2 separate regions of the Homo sapiens genome follow, and region 1 is linked to region 2. Evidence: read pairs that join two places in POLR2A ChIA-PET (ENCODE). Cell type or tissue: Panc1. All regions are shown on one strand. Links, peaks and the distances in the headings refer to the core of each region. The heading gives the core; the rest is flanking DNA. Region 1 holds the start of LOC105376289 (a long non-coding RNA gene). Region 2 overlaps NTMT1 (N-terminal Xaa-Pro-Lys N-methyltransferase 1).

The links. ChIA-PET counts read pairs that join two places held together with the same protein. Peaks named below come from ENCODE experiments on the same cell type or tissue, not always from the same donor. Only the 100,000 strongest peaks of a DNase experiment are listed, where the experiment ranks them.
Region 1: POLR2A ChIA-PET joins it to region 2 with 7 read pairs; 28 of 35 experiments call an interaction of 5 or more read pairs at or near these places.

The regions. Positions count from the first base shown.
Region 1 is chr9:129,181,032-129,193,374 of GRCh38, reverse strand. LOC105376289 (a long non-coding RNA gene) reads right to left here and starts at 11,604. Exons shown (of 2, transcript XR_007061813.1): 1 at 10,191-11,604. In Panc1, for the core only: no CTCF peak of the experiment used is centred there; no DNase peak of the experiment used is centred there.
Region 2 is chr9:129,628,143-129,634,758 of GRCh38, reverse strand. It overlaps NTMT1 (N-terminal Xaa-Pro-Lys N-methyltransferase 1), which reads right to left. Exons shown (of 4, transcript NM_014064.4): 2 at 1,894-2,109; 3 at 453-705. The coding sequence starts at 2,055. It overlaps ASB6 (ankyrin repeat and SOCS box containing 6), which reads left to right. Exons shown (of 6, transcript NM_017873.4): 6 at 1-154. Among named protein-coding and RNA genes, the nearest start is that of NTMT1, 5.3 kb to the right of the region's middle. RefSeq lists an enhancer at 2,618-3,408. In Panc1, for the core only: no CTCF peak of the experiment used is centred there; no DNase peak of the experiment used is centred there; H3K4me3 peaks cover 309 bases; H3K27ac peaks cover 349 bases.

The sequences.
Region 1 (12,343 bases), core at 7,344-12,343, 450 kb after region 2:
CAGAAAACCAAAAATCAGCCTCCTCTACCCACCCCTAAACATGCCCAGCAGGAGTCAAATATTAATTAAGTGCTTCTTCCATTTGGACCTCCTGTTTGCAGGACTCATTCATGTTTGTTATAACAACACCACAGGAGCCAACCAACAAAACCCAGCTCTTCAGAAGAGCCCAAAGTCACCAGCAGAAACAGACACCTGGCTGGGCTGGAACTTGGGGAATTTTCTCTTAAAACAAATGTCCCCCCAATTTTCAGTTCAAATCCTTGTATATGATGCCAGGAAGCAGAGGGGAGTCCTTGGATTGCAAGTATTTGCAGGTATTCAGAGCTGTCAAAAACTTGCACTCTTGAAAATAATAATCCCACAGAACATTTAATTATCATGGTATTAGGGCACAAAGAAGATTTCAATGGGTTCCTAAATAAGATACATTCTCAACACAATGAAATGGAAATGTTAAATTAACAGCTAGAGATTGATTGTTGGTGGTGGTGGTGATGGTTTTTAATTTTTTTGAGATAGGGTCTTACTCTGTTGCCCAGGCTGGAGTTCAGTGGTGTCATCATAGCTCACTGCCACCTCAATGTCCCAGGCTCAAGCAATCTTCCCACCTCAGCCTCTTAAGTAGCTAGGCACAGGTGCACACCACCACACCTGGCTAAGTTTTTATGTTTTGTAGAGACAGGTTCTCACTATGTTGCCCAGGCTGGTCTTAAACTCTTGGCCTCAAGTGATCCTCTCACCTCAACCTCACACAGAAATTTATTTTTAAAAATCTAACTTGGTGGAAACTTGAAAACCGTCTCCCGAATAACTCCTGAAATAAAGAGGGGATTCAAAAAAAATTACATACTATTTTGATGTTTCACCCTATTTGGACATTAAATAAAATGAGAGTATTGCATACTACAACTTATAGGATGCAGCCAAAGCAACACTCAAAGGACAATTCATATTCACAAATGCATCTAAAATGTATCACGTTTTTAAGAAAGAGACTTTTTAAACAGAAAGTTGGCTTACCAATTAAACAGCCTCTGAGAAGGCAAAAAAATTCTGAGAACCAGCTGGGCGCGGTGGCTCATCCCTATAATCCCAGCACTTTGAGAGGCCAAGGCAGGTGGATCACGAGGTCAGGAGATCGAGACCATCCTGGCTAACACAGTAAAACCCCATCTCTACTAAAAAATACAAAAAATTAGCTGGGCATGTTGGCGGGCGCCTGTAGTCCCAGCTATTTGGGAGGCTGAGGCAGGAGAATGGCGTGAACCCGGGAGGTGGAGCTTGCAGTGAGCCAAGATCACGCCACCACTCTCCCGCCTGGGTGAAAGAGTGAGACTCTGTCTCAAAAAAAAAAAAAACTTCTGAGAACCTGTAGTTGTCTTGCCAAATTTCCTTAAAGCTCATACAACAGAAAAATTACTAATAGTTTTCCCTCCAAAAATTATCCATCTCCAAACTTGCCTATGGTGATGAAATGCAAAGAGTAGTCAGCGATGTGTTTCTGTACAGCAGGTTTACTGTCTCCATTAGACAAAGAAAGCAAGCTACGGCCAGGCACGGTGGCTCACGCCTGTAATCCCAGCACTCTGGGAGGCTGAGGTGGGCGGATCACTTGAGGTCAGGAGTTCAAGACCAGCCTGGCCAACATGGTGAAACCCCATCTCTACTAAAAATACAAAATTAGCCCAGCATGGTGGTCCATGCCTATAATCCCAGCTAGTCGGGGGGCTAAGGCAGGAGAACCACTTGAACCTGGGAGGCAGAGGTTGCATGAGCCGAGATTGTGCCCTTGTACTCTAGCCTGAGCAACAGAGCCAAACTCCGTCTCCAAAAAAAAAAAAAAAAAGAAAGAAAGAAAGAAAGCTAGAAAAAGCCCCGATGCCTACAGGGAGTGTCACCTCCGGTGCTCTTCTCATTACTGGTTGCAATTTGATGCCTTTCCTGAAGCATCCAGATAAGCGCTGGCTGGCGAGTCCAAGGAGGCCAAAATTCTAGACTCTGGCTCTTCCACAAATCAGATGTATGGCCTTAATCAAGTCACTTAATATTTATGTACCAGTCAGCTTTTGCCGTAAGGATGCTGTGTAACAATGTCAAATTTTCAAAGGCCTGCACAAACATTTATTCTCACATTCATGGGTCTGTAAGTTGACTGCAGTTTGCCTGGTCTAGCCTGGGCTCAACTGGGTAGTTTTGTTCCAAGTTGTGAATCAGCCAAACCACGTTCCAAGCTGTGGGTTAGATTCAAGTCATCTCCATGTGTCTCCTCTCCACATTTTTTTTTGGAGGGGGGACAGAGTCTCACTCTGTCACCGAGGCTGGAGTGCAGTGGCCAACCTCGGCTTACTGCAACCTCTGCCTCCCTGGTTCAGGCAATTCTCCCGCGTCAGCCTCCCAAGTAGCTGGGATTACGGGCATGCGCCACCACACCTGGCTAATTTTTGTATTTTTAGTAGAGACGGGGTCTCACCATGTTGGCCAGGCTGGTCTCAAACTCCTGACCTCAAATGATCCATCCGCCTCAGCCCCCCAAAGTGCTGGGATTACAGGCGTGAGCCACTGCAGCCAGCCTGAGTCTCAGTTTTCTTATCTGTAAGATGGAGCTGATGGAAATTCCTACCTCATAGGAATCAAATAGTACCTAAACTCTGTGTTGGTTGTCTTTAGACCTGGGTTCTGTCCCACTCCTGCCCAGTGGGGAAATGGGGCTGCCAGTCCTGGAACTGGGGAGTGAGGCCAATACCACCTAAACCGCAGGACTCTTCCTCAACAGAGAAGAGGTGGAACCCATGCCAGGGAGTTCAGCACAAAGCCTACTGTCAGAGCTATACACATTTTTTAAAGTTTTGTTTAAGTCTTTGGATTTTTTTTGTTGTTGTTTTTTGTTTGTTTTCTGAGATGGAGTCTCGCTTTGTCGCCCAGGCTGGAGTCCAGTGGCGCAATCTCAGCTCACTGCAACCTCTGCCTCCCGGGTTCAAGGAATTCGCCTGCCTCAGCCTCCTGAGTAGCTGGGATTACAGGCACCTGCCACCACACCCAGCTAATTTTTGCATTTTTAGTAGAGACTGGGTTTCACCATGTTGGTCAGACTAGTCTCAAACTCCTGACCTCGTGATCCACCCGCGTCGGCCTCCGAAAGTGCTGGGATTACAGGTGTGAGCCACCGCACCTGGCCTTGTTTAAGTCTTTTTTATCTGTAGAAATGGGATCTCGCTATGTTGCCCAGCCTGCTCTCAAACTCTTGGCCTCAAGCAATCCACCTGCCTTGCTGTCCCAAAGCACTGGGATTACAGGCCTGAGCCACCCCACCCAGCCTATTCTCATGCTTGTTTACAATCAAATTTAGTTATGGAGTTTCCAAAACTGCTTAAGTCCCACTAAAATGTTCACAAGGATCGCCTCCCATCACCGGGCCCCTCTGATGCTGTAAGAAAGGCTGCTGTCACTCATTTTATCAGCTGCCTTTTCAGCTTCATCAGAATCTGATTCCCTCTGGCCCAAAACTAACCTAGTGGGCATGGCGGGCATGCCCCGGGCATCCTCATCCCGAATCTTAAAGACAGAAGGGCTCAAAGAGACTCCCTTTCCAGGCTTGGTCTCAGGACCCTCCCCCTGTCAGTCCAGCCTCATTTTTAAGGCCCTGGGGAAGCCAGATGCAGGAGAGTAGAGCCATTAGCATTTGGGTTCTGGGAAATAAGAGACTGGGGTTCACACCCCAGCCCTATGACTTTCTGACGTTGTGAGTCTAAGAAGAGCAGGTGAGCTCTGTGGACCTCAGTTCCCTCTTTCGAAATGGGGCTGGCGACTGCATCCCAGCGTGGGCATCTGCACGCAGCAGTGGAGGGTGATTCAGAGTATGGGCTCCGGAATAGGGCAGCACTGGTTGGAACCGCAGCTCTTCCAATGAGGGATTCCAGCAAAGCCCTGGTCTCTTAAAATCCCCCGTAAAATGGAGATGATACAAGCGCTTGGTGGGGTGTTTTTAAAAATCTTGTGTCATGAACAAGCACACTGCCAAATATATACTCAGTTCGAAAGAAACAATGGTTCCCTTCCCCTCTCCGTGACCCTAATAGGCCGCCCTAACCAACACAGGGACAGAACTAACTAGTCACTAAGTGTGAGATGATGGGGCATGCTGTATGTCATGCCTGCCTTGTAAATGTTCATTATCTCAGTGTTCACTTAGGCTATAAAAAAGTAAATGAACAGGCCGAGCGTGGTGGCTCACGCCTGTAATCCCAGCACTCTGGGAGGCCAAGACAGGAGGATCACTTGAGGTCAGGAGTTCCAGACCAGCCTGACCAACATGGTGAAACCTCGTTTCTACTAAAAATACAAAAATTAGCGGGGTGTGGTGGCACACGCCTGTAATCCCAGCTACTCGGGAGGCTGAGGCAGGAGAATCACTTGAATCCGGGAGGCAGAGGTTGCAGTGAGCTAAGATCACGCCACTGCACTCCAGCCTGGGCAACAAGAGCAAGACTCCATCAGATAGGTAGATAGATAGATAGATAGATGATAGATAGATAGATAGATAGATAGATAGATAGATAGATAGATAAACGTTAACTAGTCCAATGAGTATAATGGCCTGACTTTGCCAAATCGAAGGTGTTATCAATGGTAAGACACTTCTCAATTTTAGAGATGTTAGATATGGGAGGAAGGTGGTGACTTAGAATAGATTAAATTCAGTGTATGATATTACGGTGAGACCATCAAGCTGTGGTTTCATAGAATTAAATATTATCGATTTCATTAGACAATTAGAAAACCCCGTCTCTGTGGGTATATTGCAAGCCACTGTCCCTTCCCCTTCTCTTCTGTCTTGGAAAGGGCATCAGACATAGTAGATACTCAACAAATGTCCGCTGAAGGAGTGAATCGATCCATCCCTCTAGTCATCAAAGAATCAGTGAATGAATCAACAGTGAATGGGGCCGGGTGCAGTGGCTCAAGCCTGTAATCCCAACACTTCGAGAGGCCGAGGCGGGTGGATCGCCTGAGGTCAGGACTTCAAGACCAGCCTGGCCAATATGGTGAAACCCTGTCTCTACTGAAAATACAAAAATTAGCCGGCATGTTGTTGGGCGCCTGTAATCCCAGCTACCTGGGAGGCTGAGGCAGGAGAATCACTTGAGCTTGGGAGGCAGAGGTTGCAGTGTGCCGAGATCGCACCACTGCATTTTAGCCTGAGCGACAGAGCAAGACTCTGTCTCAAGAAAAATAAAAGAATGATGCTTGTTGATTAAACAGCAGTGCTCAACCTTAGCAGAAGGACAAGACTGATTAAAACTTTTTTTAAAAGAGGGCCTTCAGCCAGGCATGGTGGCTCATGCCTGTAATCCCAGCACTTTGGGAGGCTAAGGAGGCAGATCATTTGAGCCCAGGGGTTTGAGACCAGCCTGGGCAACATGGCAAAACCCCATCTCTACCAAAAAAAAAAAAAATACAACAATTAGCCAGGCATGCTGGCGTGCACCTTTATTCCGAGCTACTCAGGAGACTGAGGCGGGAGAATCTCTTGAGCCCGGGAGTCGGAGGTTGCAGTGAACCACGATCACACCACTGCACTCCAGCCTGGGCAACAGAGCAAGACCCTGTCTCAAAAAAAAAAGGGCTTCATGCTAGACTGCTGTGATGTGAAAATATATTTTTGTACACATCTGATGCATGAGAAGCTAAACAGTTGTTCACCAAAATCCTTTCAAGAAGGCAATGTTTGTTCATTGAGAAAATACTAATTGGGCATCTATTATTTGTCAAGGACTAAGGAAGCTGCCAAGCAGAGACTTATGGACCTGTCCTCAGGGAATTTACAGTCTAATGGGGGAGATGGACAGACAGGTTAAAAAATAAACATTTTCTTAGTAGCTGTGTGATGAGAGGTGCCCACTATGCCCTCACCCCTACCACCAGCTGAGAGCATCATAGCTTATTTTTGTGATCAATGAACCAGTCAAAGATCCACTTTTTCATTGTTCAAGGCCCTGTGTCAGTGGCAACGCTGTGTATTCACTGAACCAGGTCATTTGGATGTGGAGAAATAGGGCTGCCAGTCCTGGAGCACACCTGAGGACTAAATTTCCCAGGCTCCCTTGCAGCTAGCTGATGACACATGACCCAGCTCTGGCCAATGGAAGGGAGGGATGCCAATTAGGGCTTCCCCATATAACATCCTTCAAAAAGAGAAAGAAGGAGACTTTCATTGGATCAAGCCTCAAAGATGCAGGAAGTTTGTTTTTGTTTTACAGACAGGGGTCTTACTATGTTGCCCAGGCTGGTCTTGAACTCCTGCCCTCAAAAGATTCTCCCACTTCAGCCTTCAGAGTAGCTGGGTGAACCACACTGTCCAGCAGGAATTATTTGTTACTGCAACAAAGCATAGCTCATCTCACACAGCCCTTTATAAAAATCCCTTCCATTTTCTTACGAATGAGGCAATAGGACTAAAGATGTCCTCGTTGGGCCGGGTGTGGTGGCTCACACGCCTGTAATTCACACACCTGTAATCTCAGCACTTTGGGAGGCTGAGGTGGACAGATCACTTGAGGTCAGGAGTTCAAGGCCAGCCTGACCAACATGGCAAAACCCCATCACTACTAAAAATACGAAAGTTAGCCGGATGTGGTGACGTGCGCCTGTAATCCCAGCTACTCAGGAGGCTGAGGCAGGAGAATCACTCGAACCCAGGAGGTGGAGGTTGCAGTGAGCCAAGATCGTACCACCGCACTCCAGCCTGGGCAACAGAGTGAGATTCCCTCTTAAATAAATAAAATAAATAAATAAGATGTCCTCGTTGCCAAGCAGAAAAATCAGGAACTGAGGAGAGACGCTGCCATGAGGAAGGATGAAGGCAGCAAGAAGGGAAGATGAGACACCAGGCTGGGCCATTGCAGCTGTCCCTGGAGGAGCAGCCACGGAGCAGAGCACTAGGAACCCATGAAACCAGGCTGCAAGAATGAGCAAGAGCAGCGTAGAGGATTGTCAGGGTTACACAGATATTCCCGCGCCTCCATTCTGAGTCCTGGAAGCCACCTTCTGCTTCCCGTTAAGTGCCTGCCCCCCGCCCCTCCCCTGCCAGGTGTCAGGGTTAAGCAAGCTGGCTGTGGAGACAAGCCAGTCTAAGGTGCAGTCGCTTACCCTCTCTGAGCCTCAGCCTCCCGGCCTGTGAAATGGGCGTGGTAATGAAAGTACCTCTGCTGCAGATTCTATCAGGAGGATTCACAGAGATGATTCATCAAGCAAAAAACTTAGTGGCGAGGACACGGCAAGTACTCAGGAAATAAACTAAGGAGAGGGTACTGGGGGCCATCACCCGGGACACAAGACAGAGAGACCCACTGTGCCACATTCTGGGGTCAGTTCTGGGAGAAGGCCCTGCCCCCTCCTCAAACCACGAGGTTCCACTCTCCCCAATGCACATCTCTCTCCCTCCTCTTCTCTGCCCCTTTGAAGCCACAGGCCAGGCGCCCTCCCTCGTTTCTACCCTCCTGAGGCCGGCATTGTGACTGTGGGCAGCTCACTTAGCCCCAAGTGTGTGTGTGAGTGCATGTGCGTGTGTGTGCTGTGTGTGTACGATGTGTGTGTGCCGTGTGTGTGTGTGCAGGGTGTGTGCGTGTGCATGTGTTTGCATGTTTGTGTGTCTGTGTGTGTGCATGCATTTGTGTATGTGCAGGGTGTGTGTGTGCATGTGTGTGGGCATTTGTATATGTGAGTGCATTGTGTGCACATCATGTTTGTGTGTGCATGTGTGTGCATATGTGGTGTGTGCAGGGTGTGTGTGCGTGTGAGCATGTGTATATGTGGGTGTGGGTGTGCGCATCATGTTTGTGTGTGCACATGTGTGTGCATGTTTGTGTGTCTGTGTGTGCATGTGTGGTGTGTGCATGTGTTTGTGTATGTTTCTGTGAGCATGTGTACATTTGGGTGCGTGTGTGTGCATGCATGTTTGTGTATGTGTAGGATGTGTGCGTGTGCATGTGTGTGTGTCTGTGTGTGTGTGTGTGATGGGCTAGCCAGTGTGGAGTACGGAAAGAGGCTGGCTGAGAGGTCTGAGTATGGATCATGCCCCGCTCCAGTCCGCCACTCGGTGGGAGGCCCCTGACCGGAAACTTCTTCCTATGCCTCAGTTTCCTCATCTGTATGACGAAGGCAATGACAGCGCCTGAGCCCCCAAGGGGCTGGGTGGACACAGGACACAGATGTCAAGGGCCCTGCCTGGTGCCCTTTCACCAACACAAGGTCAGGAACTGAAATTCTAATTGGCCCCATTTTTTCAAAAAAATTAAACAGGAATGAAAAGGAGCTTGGGAGAGGAATTGAGGGCAGACAGCCGGGGTTCGCTGTGCTCTCCTACTCTCTCCTCACACACACTTGAGAAATGATTTTTTGAGAAATGCTCTCAAAACGAAAACCAAAACTGCTTTGTTCCGTGCAAGTAGCATTAAGAATTCACTAGGGTGGGGAGCAGGAGGGGCACCAGTGCAGCTTGAGCTTCAGAACCGACGGCTGGAGAGTCTGGGAGCTGAGAAGGGGGACAGGCCCACCAGGGAGCACCAGACGGTGGTGGGAGGCCTGGGAGCCAGACACTCTCCCCTCCCTCTAGGCCCCACCCCAAGCCTGGCTGACTTCCCTTATCCCCTCCTCGCAAGCTTATTTATTTATCTGCTTACTTACTGCTTGCTTGTTTTTCCATCTGGAATGCCTGCACATGAGGCTCACGATGGCAGGGGCTGCTGTGGCACACAGTAGGCACTTAATATTTGTGAAAGGACCACTGAGCAAGTGAGGAAATGAATGAATGGTGGAAAGAGCCAGGGCGAAGCACAGCTGGCAAAGATGGATGAAGCTCAGACCAGAGGATGGGACCCACATAGCAGCGAGAGAGGTGTGGCTCCAGGTGTGCAACCTCACTTCCCCAGGTCTCAGTCTGGGAAAGGGGGAATGCAGTACCATCGCCTCGTGAGATCCTTTGGAGGATTAATGACAAATAATACATGTTACACGTTGTCCTGGGCCTGACACGATGGTGTCTACAGTTATTACTCATGGAGTGGGGAGTGGGGAGGAGAGAGGCACGTACGCCAGCTCCCACCACTCAAATGAAAAAAAAAAAAGAAAAAAAAATTATAGGATTCCTAAGACTCAAGGAGCTTCTCACTCCTTAGAAACTCCCAGCTGAGCTGGGGAAGGGACAAAGGTCTGTACTGAGTGAGTTATAAACAACTCAGCCAGGAAAGCTGAGCTGCCACCACCACACACACACACACACTCTCTCTCACACATGTGCACACACATGCACACACTCTTATACTCACATGCACACACGCATACTCACACACACACTCTTGCACACACACACACACACACACACACACACCAGCCCGGCCCAGGATTAACTCTGGCCTGCCCAGAGTGCTCAGCTCCAGGCAGGATCTTGAGAAAGGAGAAAAGAGGGCAGGGGAAGTTTCCGGTCTCAGCTCAGTACTAATCCCTTCACAGTGCCTCTCAACGTTCAAAGCACTTGTGAGTCAGGTGACAAATGAGGAAACTGAGGCCCGAGAGAAGCAATCTGCGTTCCCTAAGGATAACAAGGCCAATCTGAAGCTAGAACCCATTTCTCCAGCCCCCATCCCCCCAGTCTCCACCCTATCTGTTAGGCCACCCAGATGTGCAGAGCACTGAAGGACACCCCATCCTCACCCCAGAGCACCTCCCAGCAGGCTTGCCCTAAAAGCTCCAGCTGAGCCCTTGGCAGACATCACTAATCAATTGGAGCACCCAGGGCTCCAGGCAGACACCACTAGTCAATCAGATCTGGCTCCAAAGAATCAAGGATGCCTCAGCATGGCTCAGGGGAGTGACATCTGCCTGCCCTGCTCCTCACAGTTTAGCACAGCCCCTACACATTAGCCAGCATTCAGCCCATGGTGAATAAATGAATGAATGAATGAATGAATGAACAAATGAACACGCAGCCTTTGCCAGATGCTGGAGCAGGGACCCCAGATGTGAGATATCACATCTGTACCCTATGCACACTCCATGGACAAGTGCAGAATTCACCCAGAGGACCGACAAACGAAAGAGCCTCATTCCTCTCCCGAAGTTCCTAGTGCCCCGCCCCCCACCCCCAGAGCCCTGTGACGTCTCCTTCCTTTCGGTGTGAACAGGCAACTCACCCAAGCTCTCTGTGCCTCGGTTGCTCCATCCATGAAATGGGAATTATAACTGAACCTGCCTCAAAGGTTGGTGTGGAAATTCAGGGAGACTTGGTCCAGTGCCTGGTAAGAGCGAGAGCTCCAAGAAGAGCCAAACCACTGTCAGTCTTTCTCATTACACTTAAGGTCCTTGAAGCCAGGGCCACAGTGGCTTTCTGGGCACTAGGCCTATTGCCCAGGACTATGCTAGGAAAACACAGACAACAGCGAAGGGCGGGGGTCATTAACCTCCACCCGGGCCAGTGACAGGGAGCAAGTTCTGTGGGGCCAGCGGAGGCTACCCCAGATCCGCAGCCCTAGCCTCGTTCCCCAGTGTCCACCAGCTACAGCGCCACTGGCTCCTCAGCCTAAGAAAGAGAAGACTCAACAGTGACCCCTGTGGCCAGCCACACCCTCTGCCTTCCCTGCCACTGCCCGAAGCCCTGGGTTTCGGTCCCCACCCCTCTGGAACAAGCCACACTCCCAGCCAGAGACACAGTGCACTAGGGCAGCTAGAGGCAGGACCCGGAGGTGAGACGTCTGATTTCCAACCCCAGCTGTGGTCCCATGTCTTGAACACAGAGCACATCCCTCCTCTTCTCCAGACCTCAGTTTACCCATCTGGAAATTGAGGCTGGGGGTCAATCTGGTCTCCAGGGCCCTTCAAACTAGCAATGTTGTCTGCATCCTTAGGTTCATTGATTCACTCATGCCACAGGTCAGGGCCCACTGTGGACCCGGCCTTTGGCTGGGCCCCTTCGTTGCTGTTCTCGCTGCTAGAAGATCCCCCCTCTTCCTGGTCTCCAGGTCTCAGCTTCTCACTTCCCAGACCAGCCTTGGACCTTGGACCTGCCCTCCTCCAGCCCTGTCCTTCCAATCACAGACTTAGCTCTCAGTATTTTCTGGTCTATCTAGCTTGTCTGCTTCCCTCTGAATCGTGGCCTTCTGAAGGCAGAATCACATCTTGTTCCCTGACCCATTCCCAGGGACTCCAGAGAAGGATTCTGGAAGTATCTCTCAGGCAAATGAAAAATGAATGAATGTGTGAATTCCAAGTTTCTCTCCCACTTCCTCCAACACAACACCCCAATACAGTTTTTTGCCTATGGACCCCTTCCCCAAGTTAACCCCCGGGAGCCAACAGGGCAAATCCCACTGTGGATCAGGGGCCTTCCTAACCATGTCCCCTGCCACCAAGCCCGGGTGACCAGAAGGTGTCCACAGACATATGTGCACTTGTGAAGTGTTAACTGCTCTGATGGAGGGCTGACACCACCTGGGGTTTGATGGGAGCCCAGGTCCCCAGCGGTTCCATGCCCCAGCTCCATGCTGCCCCAGCAGACACTTGGTAAATACTGAGGCATTAATTAACTTCCTCCAGGGAGCAGTGACTCTGTGCCAGATGTAACCTCCCCAGCTCCAGGGGGAAAGGTGAGATCCCCAACCTTTCTCAGGTGTACAGAGAAATAAGGCCAGCCCTTCATCCTTGTCTCGTTTGGGCCTATTCCCCTTCGTGGGGTGCAGATCTGAGGGTACCTTCTCCTGACACGTGGGCACATACATTCTCACACACATGCACACACTGGCTGCCCTGAACCTTTATGCATCCCAGCAGAAGCCTGGCATGCAAACCACCCATTCTATAAACGTTTGTGAATTCCTACTATGTGCCCCCCAAGCCACACCGCTCCCCCGGGCACCAAATAGTGCAGCTGTTCCATTGCCTCCTTCAGCAAGGTTTTCCTGACGACAGCTGTGGTGCCTCCCCTTCCCAGCCCACCTCAAAAAAGACCAAGGGTTTTTATGAAGCTGCACAACTGCTGAGCCCTCCCCATTAGCCCACTTCTCAGTTCTTGAGAAAGAGGAGAGACAGAGTGTGGGCCCCCAACAGACCCAGAGGATGGGGCCACCCAGAAGAGGCTGACCACTTCTCAGCTGGCCCCAGTGAATGAAAGGAACTTCAAAGATCCCCAAACTCACCTTGTGGGGGACTAGGAGGTGCCACGAGGAGCTGCCCATGTGAGGGGCCTGGTCCTTCTGCCCCCAACCTGTAGGTGGAAATCCACCTCCATCCCTGCCCTGTTTCCCCATCTGGGCCCCCAGATTCATGTTCTGGGGTACAGCTCTGAATGAGG
Region 2 (6,616 bases), core at 1,617-6,616:
CCTCAGGAGGTGGCCGACTGCTGCTAGCGGCCTGCCGCCACGTCAGCAGCCCAGGGCACAGCGCTCGAGGTGTGCTGTTAGGCTAAGAGGGTGCAGGGCTAGACACGAAGCTTAAACTATTCATCTTATTAAAAATAAAACCCTTATAAAACTCCTCACTTTGAATGCAGTAAGTTATTGGCCATTAAAATTTTTTCAACAAAAAACTGCACCCAAATGGATGGTAGCAGGTATTCAACTGAAACAAAACCTAGAAGGAAGAAATCTACCTTTTAGGCCGAGCCTGTCCCTCAGTCCTGGGAAGTACGGGGTGGGGGTGGGCCTGGGCGGGGTGGGGAATCCTCACTGGCCCACTTGCTGCAGGAGTGCAAAGCCCTGGTCCTGACACCTTATGGGGAACGCGAGTGGCAGGAGACATACAGGTGAGCAGGGAAGGGCGGTGGAACCCTCACCTATCACCCACTGGATCCAGATCACGTCGTAAGAGTCCGGCTCCGGGGTGAAGTCCTGGAGCCCACAACAGAAGTAGTTCCTCACCCTCTTGCCCTCCTCCCCCAGGTAGGTCTTGGCTTGAACCAGGAAGTCCTCCGTTATGTCGACCATATCCACCTCTCTGAACAGCGGCAGGAGCAGCCGCTTGGTGATCCTCCCAATGCCAGCTCCACAGTCCAGGGCACAGGACGTTCCTGTCTTGTTCGGGCCTTCCTGAAAAGCAGAGGCATATAACCTATCAGAGGGACCCTGTCACCGCACGTGCGGCCCTTCCTCACGAGCCCTAGGACTTAGACTCAAGTCAGGATTCCAGGACTCCGCACAAGCTGAGCACTGGTGGGGAGGTCTGTGCTGGCTGCCAGCTTGTACGGAGTCGAGGGGATGAGCATGGGAGGACACACTGCTGGGCCACACATTCCTTTATCTTTGAAAGTTCAGGTTGCATTCTGCATTCTGTTCAGGTTGGAATGCAGTGGTGGGATCATGGCTCACTGTAGCCTCGAACTCCTGGGCTCAAGCCATCCTCCATCTTCCCACCTCAGCCTCCCAAGTAGCTGGGACTACAGGCATGCGCCACCATGCCCAACTCATTTTTTTTTTTTTGTATTTTTTGTAGAGACGGGGCCTCGGTCTGTTGCCCAGGCTGGTCTCAAACTCCTGGGCTCAAGCAATCCTCTCACCTTGGCATCCCAAGGGGCTGGGATGACAGGAGTGAGCCACTGCCCCTGCCCTGGGCCACACATTTCTAAATGAAAGCTAATTTCCACTTAAAGGTGATAACTTGAACAGGTGCACTAATCTCTCCTGAGTCTCCAGGTAAACAACGGCAGAGAGGAATGGGGAGAATGGAAGCGGGGCAACAGGTGAACAAGGGTGCAGAGAGGGAACATGGAGGGAGGGGAGGCGCTGGATGGAGCAGGTGGCCAACAGCAGCCTCCAGTGCCAGCCATGAGACAAGAAGGTGGGGGGCTCCAGGACTGGGGGTCCCAGCCTGGTACAGAAAAGGCTGGGGGTGGAGCAGAGGGTGGAAACCATGGCACATAACTAGGAGTCTTCGTCCAGAATAGCCAACACCCTCAGTCCAAACACCCGTGGACATGGCAGGAGAGCAAGGGTTTCGTCCCTGGCAAAACCCAACAGTTGAAGAGAGGTTTGCCCAATTCAGGCACCTCAATTCTGCCTAACAGCCAGCTCCTGTCTGGTAACCCTGAGGCTAAGTCCACAATCTAGAAGTTACCCCACTGTGCCCACCCAGCCCAGCTCCTCAAGGCTTTGGGGTAGGTACCAAGAGATAGCCAACAATCCTGCAGTGTTACATGTGTAAAAGGTGGCACCCCACATGGACTCGGCAGTGCCACCAGAGCCACAGCCTCTCCTGGAGAGCACGCCAGACCTGCCTACCCTCAAAAACCTCTGCAGAAACTTCCGGGAGCTGTTGATGTCGATGCTGGAGATGTGGCCATACCCCCCAAGCATGCCGTCCACCGTGGGTGGGATTTGTTTCCAGTAGGTCTTGGCCTTGGAATAGAATTGCTTCTCGTCTTCTATCACCTCGCTCGTCATGCTGTCACCAACCACGGCTCTACTCAAGCACCACGATCAGCAACCGCGACTCTCCTGGGTAAGGAAGGGGGCGTGAGTCAGCGGGCCAGGGACCTGGCAGAAAGGCCCCCAGGGCAGAGGGCCAGTCTCACACCAGGCTTCACAAGTCACACATCCTGCTGAGTGCAGAGAGAAGTCCAGGGTCCCCAAATCTGCTTCTACCCCTTGGATAACAGCATCTTCTGTCTTTTGCACTCAGAGCACCCGCCCCAAGTCCTGGCTTCAAGTTCTTTTACATTTTTATTTTTTCTGGAGTGCAGTGGTGTGATCATAGCTCAATGCAGCCTCCAACTCCCGAGCTCAAGAGACCCTCCCACCTCACCCTCCGGAGCAGCTAGGACTACAGTTGTGTGCCACCATGCCTGGCTAATTATTTTTTGTAGAGATGGGGTCTCACTATGTTACAAAGGTTGGTCTTGAAGTCCTGACCTCAAGAGATTCTCCCACCTTGGCCTCCCAAAGTGCTGGGATTACGGGTGTGAGCCCATGTGCCTGGCCTGGCTTCAAGTTCTTGATATGCTCTATATGACACCTGACTCAGTGGCTTCAGGGCACAGAAAACCCTGATCAATAAAGAGAAACGACCGCAAAGCCGAGAGCACCAGCAGACCCTGGAGGGCCAGGGAAGCTTCCACGCCTCCCTTCCTCTGGCTCAGAGCACAGCAACAACTCACGGTGGGGTCCAGTCCTCCGTTAACAAGGAGTGGGGACTCTGTGCCAGGCACCGGGCTGTGAACCAGGCAGCCAGCCAGGCAGAAAACAATTCTACAGACACAACCACACCTGCAGGGAGGGCTGCAGAGGAGAAGCGCCAGTGCCAGCAGAGCACGGAGGGAGGAAGTGGAGTCGGGTGCGGGGACCAGGGAAGGCATCCCTGAGGAGGGGACGCGTAAGCTGAAACCGATGGATGGGCAAGAATAAGCGCAGTAGGTGGAGGGCGACGGCACTGCTCCTGGAGGGAAGGACAGACAGCCCTCGCGGCTGCCAGTTCCTGGTCTCACAGTCAACTCTAGCAGTTTCGACTGCATCCTACAGAGCAATGAGTCAACCACCCTGAGGCCCAACAGAGAGTGGCCCGGGAAGACCGATGCTTCTGAAGACTGCTGGCGGCGGTGGAGATGGCAGGGGGATGAGGAGACGGTTGCCACGGTAGAAGGAGAGAGAACTAGAAAGCCTCAGCTGGGTCCTGGCAGCAGAGCCCAGGCCCACCTCACCCTTCAGGACAGCGATGACAGTTGGGCGGCTCCGTGCTCCACGGGTGGCCATTCTGCCATAAGCTTCCCAAGGCACAGTGCTGTCACCAAGGCACACCACGCTTAGGGGCTGTTCTAGTTGCTGTGAGGCTTGCCAAGACCTCAGAGAGCTCTAGTCCAGGAGGACAAAGAACAAAGGGAAAGAAAATACACAGCAGAAAAATAAGGATTCTCATGGACCCACAAAGTGTCGAGGACACTCAAAGGGCAGAGGAATCTCCTCCCAACAGCAGATAGGGGCAGCCGCCTGGAGGAGGCAGCCCGAGCTGGGCAGCCAAGCACAGGGAGTGCTGGAGGGGGTGGGGCAGACAGAGGGAGCAGCCGTGGGACAGCATGGGCCATCAGAGGGCGGAGAGTGGAGCGGGGGAAGACTGTGGAAGGTGAGCTCGGAAAGGCAGACGGGGCCTGGATGAGGGTGGCCTCGAGTGCATGCTGGGCACCAACTCTCGGCTGATGTGTTTCCCACACTGCCAAGGCCTAACCTAAAGGAGGCAGAGTGAGAATGGCAGTGGCCGTGCTGAGGACACACAGCAACAGTGGGTGGTAGGAATCCCAGCAGCAGCAGCTGCTACATCCTGATAAACCCATGGTAAAGGGAAAATACCCTCGGTGGAAAACGCGCAGCTGACTGGGAGCTGCAGCTCACCGCCTCGCACGTGCTGCCTCCACACGAGGAGAGCAGGGGGCTTCTAGCAAATGCCTGTCGCCAAAGTTGACAAATCGTAGGTCCAAGACCGTCTGCCTGACTCCTGGAGCTACAGGGTCAACACGGAAGAGTCCACATATGGAACTCGGGTACAGTCCTCAAACACAACTCAAAGCTTAAGACCCAGGAACACTCTAGGGGCTTCAAGAGAAGTGGTCAGAGGGAAACGGGAAAATGCCCTGAGAAGGAGCACGAGGCCTTTGGGAAGCAACTATGAGGAAAGAGAAGGGAAACTAAACACAAGACAAGCTGGAGAATTTTTTCTTCTTTTTTTTTAGAAAGGGTCTCACTGTCGCCAGACTTGAGTACAGCTCAGGTGATCCTCCCATCTCAGCCTCCAGGGTAGCTGGGACTGCAGGCACATACCGCCACACCTGGCTAACTTTTGTATTTTCTGTAGATATGGAGTTTTGCCACGTTGCCCAGGCTGGTCTCAAACACCTGGCTGCAAGCAATCCACCTGCCTCAGCCTCCCAAGGTGTTGGGATTACAGGCAGAAACCACTGCACCCAGCCAAGATTTTTCATTGGTCAAATTTGTTACTGGCCCCAGAACTATATTCTGCACTACTATATTCTGAACCTGTCCTGAAAGAGAAGGAACTTTCCAGAAGCAGTAGGCCCACCCCGCCCAGCCAGCTCAAGAATACTTCTAACAGATGCAACGGGGTTCTTCTTAGATCCGTGATTGGGTCTTCTCACCCTTAGCAGAATCCTTTGGCTGTGCCTAGAGAGAAGCCTGCTTAAACTTCTCTTCAGATTCTTGTTTTTTTGAGATGGGGTCTTACTATGTGGCCCAGGCTGGCCCCAAACTCCTGGGCTCAAGCCATCCTCCCTGCTCAGCCTCCCAAGTAGCTGAGATTACAGGCGCACGCCACTGCACCTGGCTTCCCTCTTCAGATTCTTGAATCCGCTCGCAGACTGACCCCTCACTTTACTGTTCACGCACAAGGGTTTCAGCCACAATGAAGAAAGGCAGCAGTCACTTCACCAATCAGGGAGCCCTTTGGGGTAACAGGCTGGGGAGGACCTTAGTTCTAAATATTGCACATAACACCCTCCCCGCAAGCTGACCACAAAGCTCCCACACTGGTGTCCCAGCACTGGGAACAACACTGCCGGAAGGAGAAAGAAGCCCACGGCTCAGAAACCCCATCTCTGTCAAAAATACACACATTCTAGTAGCTACTAGGGAGACTGAGGTGGGAGGATCACTTGAGCCTGGGAGGTCAAGGCTGCAGTGAGCCATGATCCTGCCTCTGCATTCCAGCCTGGGCAACAGAGTGAGACATTGTGTCAAAAAAAGAAGAAGAAGAATGAATTCTTCTTCCCACCAGACCTGCCAATCCTCAAGACTGCTAGATGTGCCCGGGTAGCTGACAGGAAAAAGGGCCACCAATCTGAATGTCACCATGTAGCTGGGTTTGGTGGCTGCTATGGTCTGATGGCGTAAGGACCAGGTTAGGTGGGCTGCCTGCCCCTCTGCCAGCAGGTACCGGAGCAACCATGTCACAGCCCTCCATCAGTCACTCAAGAGAGGACGGCATTCAAAACTACTCTATAACCTATAACCTATAACCTGAGCCCTTTGGGAGGCTGAGGTGGGAAGACTGCTTGAGCCCAGGAGTTTGAGTCCAGCCTGGACAACAGAGCGAGACCCTGTCTCAAAAAACAAAAAACACTTGGTGGCTGGGAAAATTAAAGACAAAGGTTAAAAAACGAACTACTACTCTTCCACACCATGCTGGCACAACTCCCATTCAGACTGGACCATGGCGAGAGCAAGCCTGTCTCCCTCTCACCGCCCAACTTGGCAAACTGAAGGTTTTGTATTCAGTTCTCTCTCTCGCCTGGCCGGGGAGCTCCTGAGAGCAGTGGCAACATTTGAGATTTATCACCATGCTTCTCTTGCATCCCATGAAACACAAATATTCAACAGAAAGTTCACCTCTGATCAAATGAACAGAATAAATCTGGGGGCAAACACATACCAGGCTGGACTCCATCCGTCTCCTCTCCCAGCATGCAGCTTCCTGGGGGTAGAGACATTACCTTGTACACCATTAGCCCAGTGCCTGATACCAGGTGGGCATTGACTAACTGGTTGCCAAATAATGCAAGAATGGGCTTTGTGCAGCTATAGCCATTTTCCACTCTAAGAAAATCCTACAGACAAAAGTCCAACCATTCAGAACTGGTAAATACTGAAGGCCTGAAGGCTGCTACCGACAATATAATTCTGTGCTTTACCAAAAGCCTTGTAACATGATTCCTTTAAATGTCAGGGTCCCCTGAATAATCTAATTTACAAGAATTCCACTTACACGCAAATTCTGGGAACAAGCCAGGGGAGGCACATCCTGGCCGGGAAATAGCAAGCCTGACTTTGACATCTGCCCTAACAGCTGATTCATTAATAAACGGGATTCCTGGGGTCCTGGCTACATTTTGCCTCGTGGTGTCCAGATTGGAGTGGGGCAGGAGGAGGTCCCTAAGAGTCTGAGGGAACAGCAAGGTCAGTCAGCCAACAGCAGGTGGTCCTGCTACACTCTGCTCCAGAGCAC